2 separate regions of the Homo sapiens genome follow, and region 2 is linked to region 1. A link is a contact called in ENCODE Hi-C or POLR2A ChIA-PET data. All regions are on one chromosome and are shown on one strand. The core of a region is the stretch at or near the end of the contact, and the rest is flanking DNA. Distances in the headings are between cores, read along the strand shown.

Region 1 (6,053 bases), core at 3,554-6,053:
CCCTGTCTTGTTCCTAATCTTAGGGAGAAAGCTTTCAGTCTTTCAGCATTAAGTATGATGCCCACCTTGGGAAAAACAGAATTTTAATCAGTTCTTATTTTAGTTGCCTTTTTACCCCTAGTTCTAAGATAATAATGCTACCAATTTCTGAGCATTTTAGGGCTTCTGGATTGTCGGCTGGATGGTTTTAGGCTGTCTCCACTGCAAGCTTAGAATTCTGTTTTCTTTAATAAAATATTAATGAAATGATGATAACTACGATACTGATAACCATGGAACTTTAAAAAAAATTGTATAAATTTAAGGGCGCAAGTGCAGTTCTGTTACATGGAAATGCCGGGTAGTGGTGAAGTCTAAGCCTCTAGTGTAACTATTACCCCAAAAATGTACATTGCACCCACTGAGTAATTTCTCATTCCTCACCCCTCTCCCATACCCTCATACTCTTCTAAGTCTTCCAAGTCTATTATTCTATACTCTATGTCCATGTCTACACATTACTTAGCTCAACCATGGGATTTTAAATTCAAGATGTCAGACTAACCACACGTTTCTCTGTCCAGGTGAGGGGTGAGAAATTACTCAATAGGTGCAATGTACATGTTTTGGGTAATGGTTACACTAAAGGCTGGATCTAAATTAAATTGGCAGTAAGTGAATTGTAAAATAGTATAAACCACAATTGTGAAGAGAACTGGGGTGATTTCATCAGTAGACTAGAATTTTCAGCTGATTTCTAGAAGACAGAAAGTAGATGGAGGGGTTTCTGATGAAAATGTTTATCAAACACATGCATCTACTTTTTTTTTTCTTTGAGATGGAGTCTCATTCTGTTGCCCAGGCTGGAGTGCAGTGGTGCAGTCTCAGCTCACTGCAACCTCTGCCTCCTGGGTTCAAGCAATTCTCCTGCCTCAGTCTCCCAAGCAGTTGGGATTACAGGTGCATGCCACCATGCCCAGCTAATTTTTTGTATTTTTCTTTTTTAATAGAGATGGGGTTTCACCACGTTGGCCAGGCTGGTCTCGAACTCCCGACTTCAGATGATCCACCCACTTTGGCCTCCCAAAGTGCTGGGATTACAGGCATGAGCCACCACGCCTGGCCCAAGCATCTACTTCTACTTGTTTCTAAAATATATTTTTTGATGGCATAAAACCATGAGGACAGGGAGTCTCACATTCCAGAGAATCCCAGTCTATCACTCACAAAGTAGGATGTATCCAATTTGGTTTGAATGGCTTGGGTCGGTTCTGGGTCCTCAGCTTCCATGACCTCAGGTCGTAGTGAATCTACACTCCAGGGAGGTGGAGCCACACAAAGGACAGCGGGAAGAGCTGGGAGCTTCCTTCTGTTCCTGTTTCCTCTCCTGAGGCTTCTTAGGTGAATCATGGAGCTTTGCTCCCTGGCAGTCCCTTTGCTAAAATGAGGATAAAAACATCTGTCCTCTCTCCTTCAGGGGTGTAGTTGCTGGACTAAACTGAGATCAGAAGTAGGTATAATCTAGAAATTCTCATTCTCAGACTTTGAATGTTAAAATCATCTCCCTTTAACATTCAGATTACAACGATGGCATGGACTGGCCTGCCCAGGTTACCAGATGAGCTTTGTAGTCTAATCCAGACCTCCCCTTAACTCTCCTGCTGTGGAAGTCAGTCCTCATAATTCCACCATTGTGGCATGTGATGCGACACTGTCCACTGACCACAGGGCCTTTCCCACTGTAAAATGTGATGTGTTCACCACTGTTTAACTGCTGTTACCAACTCCCACGAAGGAGGATCTGCCTTCTCTAACATGTCACTCAGCATGGGTGCCCCCAGGCACAAATCACGTAGTGCCAGCAGGTTGGTGGTGGCTAGAAGTGGTGTTCCAGCATCAGCCCTCCTCTCCTGCCCACCAGTCCTGGCACAGCACCCAGGTCAACAGTAAAAATCCTACAGGTAAATTGTATCTGGGATACAATGTAAATTGTAAATTCATTATCCTCTGTTTATTCAGTCCATCCTCCATTCATGCAACATGTTCCAATATCCTGCTGATAGGTGTGGTGGGTTGAGTAATGAACCGCCATAGAGTTTAATGTCCTAATCTCTAGAATCTATGAATATGTTACCCTACAGGCCAAATTAATTTTGCAGCTGTGATTAAATGAAGGATTTTGAAATGGAAGATCATCCAAGTGGGTCCAGTGTCATCACAAAGGTCCTCCAGAGTGAGGCAGGAGAGTCAGAGGGAGAGAAGGAAGCAGAGGGAGAGAGAGACATGTAACAACAGAAGCGTGGCAGTGGGGAGAGGAGGGCAGGGAGGGAGAGAGAGGGAGAGACAGATATTGAAGATGGAGGAAGGGGCCACCAGCCAAAGAATGCAGATGGCCTCTAAAAGCTAGAAAGGGCAAGGAAACAGATTGTCCCCTGGAACCCCCAAAAGTAATGCAATCTTGCTGAGACTCTGGTTTTAACCACATAAAATTCAACTTGGACTTCTGACCTCCCGAACTGTAAGAGGATAAATCTGTGTTCTTTAAGCCACAATAAGTTCGTGGTGATTTTGTTTGTGGTAACAAGCAGCAATAGAAAACTAATAAAGTAGAAGTGAAAATTGGATCATCTGCTTTGAAAAGCTGTTTGGTGGCATCTCCAGAAGCTGAACATATGCCTACATCATGACTCACAATTCCACTCCTAGGTATGTACCCAACAGAAATAAGTATATATGGTCACCAAAAGACATCTATTTTAATGTTCATAGCAGCATTATTTGTAATGTCCCAAACCTGAGAATTACCCAAATGTCTATCAGTAGTAAAATGAATAAGCAATTGAGGCACAATCACAAAACGGAATACTATACAGCAAAAAGAATAAACAGACTACAGCCACACACAGTATGCATCTCTTAATCATACTATTAGTGAAAGAGGCCAGTCAACAGAGTGATTCAATCACTATAAAGTACAAAAAGAAACAAAACTACTCTATGCTGTTTGAAGCCACCACTCCCTCCAATGAGAAATCTGAAGAGGGAGTGTTGTGAGGGTACTGGTAATGTTCTGCTTCTTGATCTGGATGATGCTCATTTTGTGCAAAATCATCGGACTTGTGAAATGTGTGTCTTTTTTTTTGAGATGAAGTCTGGCCCTGTGGCCCAGGCTGGAGTGCAGTGGCACTATCTCGGCTCACTGCAGTTGCTGCCTCCTGGGTTCAAGTGATTCTCCTGCCCAAGCCTCCCCAGTAGCTGGGATTACAGGCATAAACCACAACACCTGGCTAATTTTTGTATTTTTGTAGAGATGGGGTTTCATCACGTTGGCCAGGCTGGTCTTGAACTCCTGACCTGGAAGTGATTCACCCTCCTTGGCCTCCCAAAGTGCTGGGATTACAGGCATGAGCCACAGCACTCAGCCAAAATATTTGCCTTTTAATAGGTACACTGCACATTGATGAAATTTTTTTAAGAGAACAGTCGGAGGTGGTAAGGGGGAGGAGCCCCGTGCCTTCATGCAAATTGGCTCAGTCTTCCTGGTAACCTCCAAACAAACAGCTGTAGGCAAAGGGCAGCCCAGATATAGGATTCAAACTCCCTAGAGCCTAACTTTGGGGTAAAGCACCCTGTGCAATTGCTTTGCATATGTTTACTAAATGAGGACCCTTTAGGTCCTCATTTCGGAGAGATCTTTTCTTTAATAAAGGAAGCCTGACCAGAGATAAATCTACTTTTCCCGAGAACTCAAAACTATAAACAAGTTTTGATTGACATTATCTGAATAACAAAAATAGTGATGGCCTTTCTCCACCAGACCCTCCAAGATAAATGAAGAGTTAAAAACTTTGCTTCTGGCCGGGCGTTGTGGCTCACACCTGTAATCCCGGCACTTTGGGAGGCCGAGGTGGGTGGATCACTTGAGGTCAGGAGTTCGAGACCAGCCTGGGCAACATGGTGAAACCCCATCTCTACTAAAAATACAAAAATTGGCCAGGCGTGATGGTGCACACCTGTCATCCCTGCTACTCCAGAGGCTGGCTCATGAGAATCGGTTGAACCCAGGAGGCAGAGGTTGCAGTGAGCCGAGATCACACCACTGCACTCCAGCCTGGGTGACAGAATGAGACTCCGTCTCAAAAAAACCAAAAACTAAAAACGACAGAAAAAGTTGCTTCTGCTTCATTTCCTTTTCATCTCTCAGTAGAGTTTAACATATGAAATGTATTTTTCGAAATTTTGTTAATATGTTTATTCATGTTTTAATAATAGCATAATAACCTTATAAATTCCTAAAGACGTAAATAAGAACGGTTGTTCCCACTAACACCCCAACCTGAAGTGTGGCTCTGGCTTTACCTGAAGTGGGTACAGGGATGCGGAGGGGTGGAAGGACCGGTGGGGACAGATGGACCCATGAACCAGCGGGTGGATGTGAGCTGAGGGGAGGGATACGGACTGGAGGAGCCAAAGCCCGTGACGTAGGGGTGCGTGCTTCCCTCAATGGGGAGACCCTGCTGCCGCTGTTGTTGGCCAAGTCGCCGTGGCCGAAGCGCGGTGGCCGAAGCGGGGGACGGGGGTGGGACTTACGGGGACAGAAGGCGGAGCTTCCAGCAGCTGCTGGCCCCCCTGGGTCCAGAGGAGCCTTGCCGCCCTCACCTGCGCAGAGCCTGGAGCCGACGCGTCACCCCCAGCGGAAGCGCCTCGCTGCCCGGGCGTCTGGCGAGGTGTGCGCTCCGGGTCCCAGCTCCAGCGCTTCGCGGCAGTCGCCCGCCTCTTTCCGCAAGCAGGGCGGGGACTGGGCGGCATCTACCGAGATCTGCGATTCGAGGCGCCGAGGAGCCGAAGACCACAGCTCAGCTCAGACGGCGCCCTAGGGCCGCACAGAGGGTCGGGCAGTGCCGGAGAGAGGTTTGAAAGCGCCGCCGCCAACTCGACAGCGCGTCCCAGGTCAGTGTGAGGCGCCGTCCCTGCCGGCTGCACTTGGGAAACTTTGGCTTGCAGTGGCGGCTGCCGGGAGGAGGACATCGAGGGCGCAGCGTGGAACCCAGCGGCCCGCACGGCCTCAGTGCTCCCTGCCCGGTGCGCGCAAGCCCCTGAAGCCCGCACCTCCCGCTCACCCTGACATTGCAGTGCCCCGAGCAGGATGAGAGACCCAGGGCCAGCCGAGGGCCGCCGGGCTGCAGGGGCCTCCCGAGAGACTCTGCCCCGCCACCCCGGGGCGCGCTCCACGCGAGCTCACCCTCGCGCCTCCTGCCTTTCCCACTGGTTCTCGGTTCCAGTTTTGCGGCCGCTGGGGCTTGGACTCCGCGGGGATGCGGGTTCCGCCTCCTTCTCAGCCTCGCCGAGCGGCGGGAACCGGCGAGGGCTGCCCGGCCGCGGGGTGTCGAGGAGGATGCGGGGCGGGGGGCCTGATGGGCGAAGGTCGGCGCAGCAGCGGGAGCGGCGCGCGCTGGGCCGCAAGAGCGCGCGGGTCGGAGGGGCTGACTTGGGCGCGTCTCCGGAGGGGCTGACTTGGGCGCGTCTCCGCAGGTGCCTCGGCAGCTGGGCAGCAGGAGGTGCCGGCTGGGCGCTGGGGGCGGGCTGGGGACTGCGGAGCCCTTTGCAGCTTCCAGGAGCTCCTGCTTCCAGGAGCCACACAGGGGCGGGCAGCCGGTTCCCGCCCTTCTCAGGTGCGCACAGCCTTGGCACCAGGATACCGGACCCCCTTAGCAGAGAGCCGGGTGCAGAGGTGCGCCTGCTCCGGGATGGGGGCAGTGGCTGCGCCCCTCAGACGCACCATTTCCCAAGGGAGGGCCGCGTCCGGCCGGCGGGCGAGCGGCGCAGGGACCGCTCCGCAGCGGCTGTGGGCAGAACCCGTTTTCATGGATGGTGATCGCCTTAGCCCGCCAGCTGCCTGCCCTGGCTCAGAGATGAGGCGACGAAACGCGCACCCCGCCCCCATCGGTGCCCTGGAGCTGTCGCCCCAGTCACCTTCCTTTGCCCTTCTCCGACAGCGCCTTGAGCTCGCTTCCTCCTGCTCTCAGGAAAAACTGAGGAAACGCGCCTGGTTCCAGGGGTCGGCGGGGACCGTG
Region 2 (6,053 bases), core at 1,739-4,238, 52 kb before region 1:
CAGTAAACCAAAATCGTGTCATCACTCCAGCAGCCTGGGTGACAGACCAAAACCCTGTCACAAAAAGATTTCCTTGTTGCTGATCTGTTTTAAGAACAAGACGTTCTTAAATGTGTAATGCAAATACATATAAAACTATTTAATATCAGTAACTCCAAGAGAACGAGTAAACAAACTAGATTTCCCTTAGCAAGATGCTTTTCTTACACAGGTAGTAAACTAAAAACTGTAAAGTTAATGGCCTAATTAGGCAACATGACTGTGAGGAAAAGATTGGCTGGCCAGCCGTTGAAAGGATTCAGACAAACAGTTATCTATGAAAGATTGAACCTTGTAATTAAAAATGTTCCAGCGGGGAGAAAGAAAAGAAGTGCATGATTAAATGACTAATGGGAATAGAATTAGAGACTCTATAAGGAGAATACTTTTTGTTTTTGAGAGTCTCACTCTGTCGCCCAGCCTGGAATGTAGTGATGGCAGTCTCGACTCACTGCAACCTCTGCCTCCTAGGTTCAAGCAATTCTGCCTCAGCCTCCCTGTAGTTGGGATTACAGGTGTGTGCCATCAAGCCTAGCTAATTTTTTTTGTTTTTTGTTTTTTTTTTGAGACAGTCTCCCTCTGTCGCCCAGGCTGGCGTGCAGTGGCGCAATCTTGGCTCACGGCAACCTCCGACTCCAGGGTTCAAGCGATTCTCCTGCCTCAGCCCCCAATTAGCTGGGATTACAGGCCCCCACCACCACGCCGGGCTAATTTTTGTATTTTTAGTAGAGACAAGGTTTCACCATGTTGCCCAGGCTGGTCCTCAAGTGTCACCCAGGCTGCAGTGCAGTGGCACAATCTTGGCCCACTGCAACCTCTGCCTCCCGGGTTCAAGCAGTTCACCCTCAGCCTCCCCAATAGTTGGGATTACAGGTGTGTACCACCACCCCCAGCTAATTTTTGTATTTTTAGTAGAGACAGGTTTTTGCCATGTTGGCCAAGCTGGTCTCAAACTCCTGACCTCAAGTGATCCACCCACCTCGGCCTCCCAAAGTGCTGGGGTTACAGGCCTGAGCCACCACGCTTGGCCAATTTTTGTATTTTTAGTAGAGACAGGGTTTCACCATGTTGGCCAGGCTGGTCTCAAATGATCAACTGCTGGTCTCAAATGATCAACTCCTGGCCTCAAGTGATCTGCCTGCCTCTGCCTCCCAAAGTGTTGGAATTACAGGCATGAGCTACTGCACCTGGCCCAAGATATTATTACAGGCCCCCGCCGTCACAGGGATAAAGGGGAATAAAGCCCCTGGCCAAACAGAAGAAAGAAGGCCTATAAACCACATGAAGTGCTGTTCCTGTTACCCGGGGGAATTACTTTAATGACCGTTTCTAATCATCTGCTCCTGTCCTTTCTGTTCCCCAGCTGACCTCATGTGTACCAGGAAGTTACTCTGTAAATACAGTGACATTTCTGTTGAAACTTTTTCTTAAAAAAAAAAAAAAAGACAAAACACATTGGTGTGTGATATTTCAAATAGCTTTGTAGTAGATAATCAAATGTGAAATCTAATCAGAAGAAAAAATTAGATGGTCTCTACTTTGCCTAGGAGCCCTAACAAAGACAAACACAAGACAAAGCCTAAAGGGATAGAGTTTTGTCTGCAAGGAGGAAAAGACTTCATGGTGCTGGAGGTCAGGAAAACCTGGGGGGAAGAGAGATTTTTTTCAGCACCTACCAGCTAAAGTAATTAGGGAAAGGGATCCTGAATTAGACTGCCTCTTTTTCAGTGCCTAGTCATGTTCCCCTCCAAAAGGCCAGAGACAAGGAGTTAGGAGGCTTCTAGTTGACCTGATTCACTGTCCACAGGTTGACTTCTCACTGCCAGTTGTCTTTACTTTTGATATGTGAATTGGCAAAACTTAGACTAGGGATTCCTCCCCCTCCCCCACCATGCCATACCCCTCAACATTTTATAATGACTAATTCAAGCACACGGAAAGGTTGACAGAATTGTACAGTAAGCACCCATTTACCTATCACCTAGATCCTATCATTAACACTGCTATCTCTGCTTTATCACATATGGAGCCATCCATCTATCCATCCTATATTTTGACGCATTTTAAAGTTACAGATATCACTATTCTTCATGCCTACATTCTTCAGCTTGCCTATTAACTGTAGTTCACTTTTTTGGTAAAATTTACATAATGAAATGCAGATCTTAAGGATAACATCCTACAGGTTTTGATAATGGCATATACCTTTCTATAACCCAATCTCTTATCACCCTAGAAAACTCCCTCTTACCCCTTTCCAGTCAGTCCTCAACCCCAACCCCCAGAGGTAACCACTATTTTTTTTTTCTCATTATAGATTAGTTTTTCCTGTTTCTGAACTTCATATGAATAGAATCATATAGGATGCACTCTTTTGATCTGGCTTATTGCAGCATGATTTGAGTTTCACCCAAGTTGTTCCATGTATCAGTGGTTTGTTCCTTTTTATTACTACGTAGTGTTAAAAGATAAGTCAAGTCCTATTAAATGTTTTAAAGGGTTTGAGCAAACAGCAATTCACAAATTGGGCAGCTCCAAACCAAGAGTGGTTCAGGGCTCTACCAAGAGAATGCAAGGAAAAGGCTTTTGTAACTTGGAAGCAAGGCAAAGAAAATAATGGCTTGGTTATGACTGTGTAGTTGCCTTATTTGGTCTCCCCCCCGCCAAGTCCCTTGTTATATAAGTCAGTTGGTGGCTACTGATTGAACTTAAACTTCATTTTGCTTTAATGCAGGTATTTACAAAAAAAAAAAATAGTCCAAGTTAAGTTTAGCTTATCAAGGTCAAGTTTGTGTCCAAGGCTTAACTGGCTTTGTCTGCTGAAGAGATTTACAGTCCTGGTCCCCATTTTCTCTTATTCTAACGGTAATATTCCATTGTACAGATGTGCCAGTTTATCCATTCTTCTCTTGATTTTAAGGTGGGACTCAAGACTGGCCTTGAAGAGGCTAGAAAAGCAATGACTAAGGGTCAGGACAAGAACAAATACATATTCCAGGCAGAGGGAAAGCCATGAAGAAACTTCATCTCCAGATTCTAAAACCCAGGACAAGCCCTTAGCAAGGGTGGGTGAGTTGTTATTAGGCCTATATTAGTCCGTTTTCACACTGCTATGAACAACTGCCTGAGACTTGGTAACTTATAAAGAAAATAGTGTTTTTTTTGTTTTTGTTTGTTTTTTTGTTTGTTTGTTTTGAGTTGGAGTGTTGCTCTGTCACCCAGCCTGGAGCGCAGTGGCGCGATCTCAGCTCACTGCAAGCTCTGCCTCCCAGGTTCACGCCATTCTCCTGCCTCAGCCTCCCAAGTAGCTGGGACTACAGGTGCCCGCCACCATGCCAGGCTAATTTTTTTTGTATTTTTAGTAGAGACGGGGTTTCACCATGTTAGCCAGGATGGTCTCGATTTCCTGACCTCATGATCCACCTGCCTCGGCCTCCCAAAGTGCTGGGATTACAGGCGTGAGCCACCGTGCCCGGCCAGAAAAGAGGTTTAACTGACTTACAGTTCTGCATGGTTTGGAAGGCTTCAGGAAACTTATAATCATGGCAGAAGAGGAAGCAGGCATGTCTTACATGGCACAGGCAAGAGAGAAGAGAGCAAAAGGGGAAGAGCCCCTTATAAAACCACCAGATCTTGTGAGAACTTGCTCCCTATCATGAGAACAGCATGGAGGAAACCACCTCCACAATCCAATCACCTCCCACCAGGTCCCTCCCTCGACAGGTGGGGATTACAATTCAAATTACAATTTGAGATGAGATTTGGGTGGAGACATAGCCAAACCTTATCCAGGCCCCACCTCCACCAAGTACTCCACCTTTGCTGTGCCTTTCAATCTGTTCTCTTTCATAACCGCATCTAGTTCATGTCTTTTTGTCTCTTACTTAGACGGCTGGAGAAAACTAAACTGATAGTTTCTCAATCTCTGATCTCCGTCTCCAACAGTCTCTCATAAACATGGCCACAAAGACAATCTTTATTTATTTATTTTTTTTTTTTGAAATGGAGTCTCACTCTGTCGCCTAGGCTGGAGTGCAATGGCGTGATCTTGGCTCACTGCAACCTCCACCTCCTGGGTTCAAGCAATTCTCCTGCCTCAGCCTTCCGAGTAGCTGGGATTACAGGTGCCTGCCACCATGCCTGGGTAATTTTTTGCATTTTTAGTAGAGATGGGGTTTCATGATGTTGGCCAGACTGGTCTCGAACACTTGACCTCAAGTGATCCACCTGCGTCGGGCTCCCAAAGTGCTGGGATTATAGGCGTAAGCCACCGTGCCTGGCCCAAGACAATCTTTCTGAACAGCATCTCTGATTATATCACTTTCTTTCTTGCCTCCTTAATGCTCCCCCGGCTAAGGCGAAACCCCACTTTGGTCTTTAAGGCCCTCTACAGTGGCATTAACCAAACTCTCCAGATTTACCATCTACCATTTTCACTCCCTACATGTTGTACACAAGCTACCTCGGCTCTTCACAAATCCCCAGACAGACCCCAGCTTTGCCACTCCCATGCTCTTCTTTATGCCACTCTCTCTGCCTATAATTCCTCCCTCCTCACATCCTCCAATGCAAATCCTACCTGTTCCTCAAAGCCCAACCCAAATCCCAAATTGAACCTGTCATGAAGCCTGCCTTCTCACCCTCTTCTGAACCATGCAGCACTACCTATTTCAGCCCTTAAATACTGTTTTTCCTTACAGCTGTTTGTTATTCTCATCTCCTCTCCTTTATCAATGAGGAATGTTTTCAGCTGCGAGTGCTAGAAAATCTAACTTACAGTAACTAAAACAAATTGGGATTTTGCTGACTCTGATTGATTGATTGATTGATTGATTGATTGATTTGCCCTCAAAAAATCAAACCAAACTTGGCATTGCAAGATGGCTGCTACTGCTCCAGAGAGCAGGCCCATGTTCACAGTAGGAAGAAGAAATATAGTGTCAGGCACATATTTCCTTTTTGTCTAGAAAGCAAAACTTGCCTCAAATCCTCCTTCCCCAAGCAAACTCTCCCCTTATATTTCAGCGGCTAGAACTGGGGCACGTGGCCACTCCTCGCTGCAAGGCAGGCTAAGAATGTGGAACAAGGATTGTAGTCACTGACTCATTCACATCAGTGGTTCTTAACCCTGGCTGCACACAGAACCAGAGGGATTCTTCAACGTCTGGCTTCACCCCCAGAGAGTCTAATTCTAATTTATGCACATCAGAATTTAGGAGCACTGGCTTAAAACCAACCTTGATTCATCATCTGGGTCTGGCATATTGCTCCCCAACAAACAAAATGAGGGTCTCTTGGCAAGAAAAAAAATGGAGAATGGAGAGAATACAATTAACCATGTTTACTTTTATCTACCCTGTCATATGGCCAGCTATTTCAGGGCAGAAACCACATCTTATTTACTTTTGTCTTCCTGCAAGATGTCTAGAATTCAAAAATGTTGGAGATTAGGTAGACAGATATTGATATATATATTGCAATATGTGTTAAATGTAATTTTGCATATTGTCTTTGGAATCTCATAACCTGTATAACATTGATTCATTAGGAGAATTGGCTTCAAGTCTTAACCAATTTACAAATGAACTATTTGTTTTTTAAAAAAAATCCTGAGGAGGAAACAATCCATAGTTTTTTGTTTGTTTGTTGAGACGAAGTTTCATTCTTGTCACCCAGTCTAGAGTACAGTGGCTTGATCTCGGCTCACTACAACCTCTGCCTCCCGGGTTCAAGTGATTCTCCTGCCTCAGCCTCCCGAGTAGCTGAGACTGCAGGCCCGCACCACCACGCCCAGCTAATTTTTGTATTTTTGGTAGAGACGGGGTTTCACTACGTTGGCCAGGCTAGTCTCGAATTCCTGACCTCAGGTGATCCACCTGCCTCAGCCTCCCAAAGTGTTGGGATTATAGGCTTGAGCCACCATGCCTGGCCAATACTTAGTTCCTTTAATGATGTGTTTGTGTGTTGGTTTTATTCTATGATAACTGAATAGAAAACCATGCTAACTTATTTCT

The links. A loop is a pair of places that touch in the nucleus more often than their neighbours do. ChIA-PET counts read pairs that join two places held with the same protein, here RNA polymerase II (POLR2A). Pooled maps may share reads with other maps.
Region 2: a map with no recorded cell type shows a loop between it and region 1 (6-fold over the local background). The contact joins the promoter of LINC01337 here to the promoter of ANKRD34B in region 1. A Hi-C loop is called at or near these places in 1 of 37 single-sample maps with no recorded cell type and 2 of 50 pooled maps. POLR2A ChIA-PET finds 5 or more read pairs at or near these places in 4 of 52 experiments (Panc1, T-cell, activated T-cell and 1 more).

Annotation. Positions count from the first base shown.
Region 1 is chr5:80,569,030-80,575,082 of GRCh38, reverse strand. ANKRD34B (ankyrin repeat domain 34B) reads left to right here and starts at 4,803. Exons shown (of 5, transcript NM_001004441.3): 1 at 4,803-4,929; 2 at 5,976-6,053.
Region 2 is chr5:80,619,459-80,625,511 of GRCh38, reverse strand. It overlaps LINC01337 (long intergenic non-protein coding RNA 1337), which reads left to right and starts at 2,988. Exons shown (of 2, transcript NR_125754.1): 1 at 2,988-3,104.